2 separate regions of the Homo sapiens genome follow, and region 1 is linked to region 2. Evidence: read pairs that join two places in POLR2A ChIA-PET (ENCODE). Cell type or tissue: OCI-LY7. All regions are shown on one strand. Each heading gives the region's core, and the rest is flanking DNA. Links, peaks and the distances in the headings are about the cores only. Region 1 overlaps TOX4 (TOX high mobility group box family member 4). Region 2 overlaps RPGRIP1 (RPGR interacting protein 1).

Region 1 (2,918 bases), core at 264-2,763, 190 kb after region 2:
AGAAAAAAATGGTGTATTTGTGAAAAGGAATACTACACAGATATAAAAAATTAAATTATAAATGCAATTGGATAATCTAAACAATATTTTGTTGAGTAGAAAAAGACAGACATAAAAGAGAAGACACTATATTCGTTCATATTTTTTAATGAGGGTCAAGAATAGGCAAAACTGAACTATCAAAATAGTGATACCAGTTGTGAAGGGAAGGAAGTATTCACTGGAAAGGGGCACAAGGAAATGTTCTGCATCTTTGATCTGGATAGTGATAACTTGGATGTTTGCATATGTAAAAAATCCATTAAGCTATACACTTAAAATTTATGTACCTTACATAAGTTGTATATCAATGAAATAAGAAATAGTAATAATTTCAAAAGAGTAGCAGTCCAGAGAGAGCATTGCCTGAGGCGGAAAGTTCTATGATCTGAAGGCAATTTAATCTTTCTGTTTCTCTTTTTCAGGTTGGCTCTAATATAGTGGTATTATGCTTAGAGCACATTGGGGAAATAATTAGGCATAAAGGTACCCATCCTTCAGTAGGAAAAGTAACTAACATTAGAACCAGTTCATTATTTCTGGCTAAATAGGTAAAATTTTCACTACTACATCAGTTTTTAAGAGCAGTTATTTAAATGACCCATAGTACCAGCGTATTGTTGAATAAATAGGTGTTGGATTAAAATAAATTTCTCTAAAGTGAATGATCTATATAATAAGCTAAAGAAATAATAGATTGTATGTTTTGGGATCAGAGAATGAAAAAAGGGAGGGAAATGGTATTTTTGATTTTTTGGTTCTCTTGATATTTAAGCATCTTTGCTTATAAACTGTAATTCCCAAACCAGCCCCTCCTTCAAAAAGGCCCAGGAATTGAACAAAGGAGGAAAGGAAAGCTAAGTTAGAAGGTAACTGCATATCATGTTCCTGTTTTCTCTTTCTGTGTCCAAACCACTTCTTTTTAATATTTGCTTCAGTTTTAGTTTTGTTTTATATTTAACAGTCTAGAGTGTGATCTGGTTATGTAATCCGCTAAAATAAAGTAAGTTTAGGTATTCATTTTTGGATTTTACCCATAATTTTACAGATCATTTGTAGTGAAAAAGATTTTAGTGAATCTCTACTTTTACTATAGCATGTGGTTTACCCTATCCTTTTTTTTTAACCTTCTGTATTCTTGATAATTGTAGTTATCTTACTATTCATACTTAAAGGAAGAAATAAAACAGAACCCAGAAAACCACCATGAAAGCCATAGGTACTGAATAACAAAGCTTTTACACATCCCAAGGGGTGGTGTATAGAAAGAATGCCTTGTCGATCCTACATAATGGAATCTCAACATGTCTAATTTTTTTATCATTTCCCAGTTCATTTTATGTAGCCATGTCTAATTTTTTAGTGTACAAGGAGAACATTCCAGATGGTTTATGAGGGGTAGTCACTTGTGGAACACTGGTCCCTTGTTTTGGATATGAATTTTTATCCTTTTGGGGTTCTCATTAACAAATAGTATCATTTTTATATCCTGACAAAGTTGCTGTTTTGTTGTGGTAAGCAGAAAAGGATAGGCATCTTTGCTTTGCCAAAGCAATCTGTATCTTGAAAATTTTGGAAACTACTATTTTACTATTAGTCTAGTACAGTAAATGTTTCCCTTGATCCTTCTTCCTGTTCCTATAACTTTTTTTTTTTTTTTGGTGTGAGAATTTGGTAAAAATCTTTGTACCTTCTACCTTAAAAATGCTCACGTAAACCTAAACTGAAATATCAGAAAGAGTCATGGACTGGAAGTTAAGAACTTCCACACAATAACAAAAATTATGGGCCAGACACAGTGGCTCACACTTGTAATCCTAGAACTTTGGGAGGCCAAGGTGGGAAGATCACTTGAGCCCAAGAGTTCAAGGCTGCAGTGAGTGGTGATGGAGCCATGCACTCAGCCTGGGCGACAGGGTAAGACCCTGTCTCAGAATTAAAAAAAACAACAACAAAACAACATACATAAATACATGATTTGTGTACTACTGAGAAAAGTTCAGTTCTTGGGGAAAGTTTCAGTTTTTCCCATCAAGAACTGCGTGGTATTTTTTGTTATTTGTGTGTGTGTGTGTGCGCGTGTGAGACAGAGTCTTGCTCTGTCATCCAGGCTGGAGTGCAGTGATGTGATCTTGGCTCACTGCAGCCTTCAACTCCTGGGTTCAAGCGATTCTCGTGCCTCAGCCACCTGGGTAGCTGGGATTACAGACGCACACCACCACACCCAGCTAATTTTTGTATTTTTAGTAGAGATGGGGTTTTCCATGTTGGCCAGGCTGGTCCCGAACTCCCGACTTTTCAAGTGATCCACCCACCTTGGCTTCCCAAAGTACTGGGATTACAGGTGTGAGCCACCACTACCAGCTGAGAACTGTGTGTTCTTATGCTCCGTGTGCTACTTATATCTCAGACAACGACCAGATTTTTTACCATACCAAGTAAAATAGTAAGGAGAAGGGAAACTGTACATATATCTTTTTGTCTTTTAGGAAACTTTTACAAATGTGATTCAGAGATTGGGCATTTCACAGGCACACTTTTTTCTCCCTAGTTTCTGCTAGCTGGAAATTTTCTTTCTAGCAATGTCTTTTTTTTTTTTTTTTTTTTTTTTTTTTTTTTTTTTTGAGACAGAGTCTTGCTCTGTCACCCGGGCTGGAGTGCAGTGGCACAATCTCGGCTCACTGCAGCCTCTGCCTCCTGGATTCAAGTGATTCTCCTGCCTCAGCCTCCTGATGTAGATGGCATTACAGGCACCTGCCACCACACCTGGCTAATTTTTGTATTTTTAGTAGAGATGGATTTTCGCCATGTTGGCCAGGCTGGTCTCGAACTCTTGACCTCAGGTGGTCCACCCACCTCGGCCTCCCAAAGTGCTGAGA
Region 2 (2,913 bases), core at 414-2,913:
CTCAGTTTTATTTTCAACCTCCTAGGAGATAGAATCTGATTGGTTCAGCGAGGGTCATTTGTCTTGGGTCATTCGATTAACCCTGGTCCAATCAGCAATGGCTTCGGGGACTGGATTGTAGGCTATAAACTGATTCCTGGGGAGTCAGTCCCTGTAAATTGAGTGGAGAGAGGGATAGAGGCCTATTTCGCAGAGAAAAGGGATGGTCATCGGCTTCCAGGCTGAGCAGACACTTAAAAAAATGATCCGAAATGATATCCATCAATTCCATAATCATAAAAACTGATTTTCATTTTGGATCAAGTCATTCCTACTGAATACTTGTTGTTACTCTTTAGTGTAGAGTTGTCCACACTACCATGAGAATGACTCTGACATGTCATATACCATCATGAAAGTGCTGAGAAATTCCTGCTACAACTTATGTACACGTTTCAGAAGACATCCTAAAGTTGCATGTAACTGACTGGACTTTTCCTTTATTTCAGTGTCCTCTGGGATCTCTTACAGCTTGGGAACAGAGATCATGTCACATCTGGTGGACCCTACATCAGGAGACTTGCCAGTTAGAGACATAGATGCTATACCTCTGGTGCTACCAGCCTCAAAAGGTAACTTCTACGCCTGAGGATGGACACCTTTTAGAATTAAAAGAACTCTCACTGTGGAACATCTTGCTGGCCTTCACAGAGACTGATTTACTTTCAGCTCTTTTCTTCAGTCTTCTCACTTTTTTTTTTTTTTTTTTGAGATGGAGTCTCGCTCTGTCACCCAGGCTGGAGCACAGTGGCACAATCTCAGCTCACTGCAGCCTCCGACTCCTGGGTTCAAGCAATTCTCCTGTCTTAGCCTCCCAAGTAGCAGGGATTACAGGCGTGCACCACCATGCCTGGCTAGTTTTGGGATTTTTAGTAGAGACAAGTTTTCACCATGATGGCCAGGCTGGTCTCAAATTCCTGACCTCAAGGGATCTGCCCTCCTCGGGCTCCCAAAGGGCTGGTATTACAGGTGTGAGCCACTGTGCCTGGCCCTCTTCTCACATTTTATTCTTAAGTTCTTTTTTTTTTTCTTTTTTTTGAGATGGAGTTTCACTCTCTCTCGTCCCCCAGGCTGGAGTGCAGTGGCCCAATCTTGGCTCACTGCAACCTATGCCTCCCGGGTTCAAGCAGTTCTCCTACCTCAGACTCCTGAGTAGCTGGGACTACAGGTGGCCACCACCACGCTTGGCTAATTTGGTATTTTTAGTACAGATGGGGTTTCACCATGTTGGCCAGGCTGATCTCGAACTCCTGACCTCAAGTGATCCGCCTGCCTCGGTCTCCCAACGTGCTGGATTACAGGCGTGAGCCACCGTGCCCAGACTTAGTCTTAAATTCTTACAGTAAAAGTATTACTGTGTGGGTTTAGGAGGTAAAGCTAAATACTACCACCACAAACAGCACAACAAAAGCCAAGAACAACTAGTGGGTTTCACTCATCTATCCTTGTGATTAGCCCTTAGCCCTTCACTGTCACTAAGCAGAAGTGTTCAATTTAAGATGAAAGGGCTCAGCCCTACCAGAGCTTCTTCCACACATTATTTAAGATATCTTTAGGGCTGGGCGCAGTGGCTCATGCCTGTAATCCCAGCATTTTGGGAGGCCGAGACGGGCAGATCACGAAGTCAGGAGATCGAGACCATCCTGGCTAACATGGTGAAACCCCGTCTCTACTAAAAATACAAAAAAATTAGCTGGGCGTTGTGGCGGGCGCCTGTAGTCCCAGCTACTCAGGAGGCTGAGGCAAGAGAATGGTGTGAACTCAGGAAGTGGAGCTTGCAGTGAGCCGAGATCGCACCACTGCACTCCAGCCTAGGCGACAGAGCGAGACTCCATACCACCCCCCTCCCCCAAAAAACCATATTTTTCTAACTTTGGCCAGGCTTGGTGGCTCACACCTGCACCAGCTACTCGAGGCTGAGGTGGGAGGATCACTTGAGCCCGGGAGTCCAAGATCAGTCTGGGCAACATAGCAGTACCCTATCTCTAAAACAACAAAAAAAGGTATTTTTGTAATTTTGCTCCACTTTCCCATCCCTCAATCCCAATCATGGCTACCGTTGATTCTATTTTCACTTGACTTCACTTCTATAAAATTATTTTTTGAGGATAGGGCACTTTATGCACTGCCCATAAGTGTATAAATGATGCAACCACTTTGGAAAATATTTGCCATTATCTAGTAAAGTTGAACGTGTAACTCTACTTTTGAGTATAAAATTGGCAGAAATTGCCTGGGCATAGTGGCTCACGCCTGTAATCCCAGCACCTTGGGAGGCCGAGGCAGGTGGATCACCTGGTCGGGAGTTAAAAATTTGCAGAAATTAACTCTTGCCCATATATACCAGGAGACATTACCAGAATGTTCATAGCAGTATTTTTTTTTGAGACAGATTCTTGCTTTGTCACCTAGGCTGGAGTGCAGTGGCGTGATCTCAGCTCACTGCAACCTCTGCCTCCCGGGTTCAAGTGATTCTCCTGCCTCAGCCACCCAAGTAGCTGGGATTACAGGCACCTGCCACCACACCTGGCTAATTTTTATATTTTTAGTAGAGATGGGGTTTCACCATGCTGGCCGGACTGGTCTCCAACTCCTGGCTTCAAGTCATCTGTCTGCCTCGGCCTCCCAAAGTGCTGGGATTACAGGCAGAAGCCACCACACCTGGCCCCTGTTTTTATTTCTCCTGGGCACAAATCTAGATGTAGAATTGCTGGGTCATACGGTAACACTAGTTTAACATTTTGAGGAACTGCCAGGCTATTTTCCAAAGCAGTGGCACCATTTTACATTCCTACCAGCAACGTATGATGCTTCTGATTTCTTCACTTTCTCAGCAACACTTGTTATTGTTTGTAACTGAGGTGTTATCTCATT

The links. Peaks named below come from ENCODE experiments on the same cell type or tissue, not always from the same donor. Only the 100,000 strongest peaks of a DNase experiment are listed, where the experiment ranks them.
Region 1: POLR2A ChIA-PET joins it to region 2 with 5 read pairs; 2 of 35 experiments call an interaction of 5 or more read pairs at or near these places.

Annotation. Positions count from the first base shown.
Region 1 is chr14:21,481,704-21,484,621 of GRCh38, forward strand. All of the region lies in intron 2 of TOX4 (TOX high mobility group box family member 4), which reads left to right. Among named protein-coding and RNA genes, the nearest start is that of TOX4, 6.0 kb to the left of the region's middle. In OCI-LY7, for the core only: no CTCF peak of the experiment used is centred there; no DNase peak of the experiment used is centred there.
Region 2 is chr14:21,287,451-21,290,363 of GRCh38, forward strand. RPGRIP1 (RPGR interacting protein 1) reads left to right here. Exons shown (of 25, transcript NM_020366.4): 2 at 489-611. The coding sequence starts at 527. Among named protein-coding and RNA genes, the nearest start is that of RPGRIP1, 8.8 kb to the left of the region's middle. In OCI-LY7, for the core only: no CTCF peak of the experiment used is centred there; a DNase peak (open chromatin) is centred at 1,901; H3K4me3 peaks cover 506 bases; H3K27ac peaks cover 818 bases.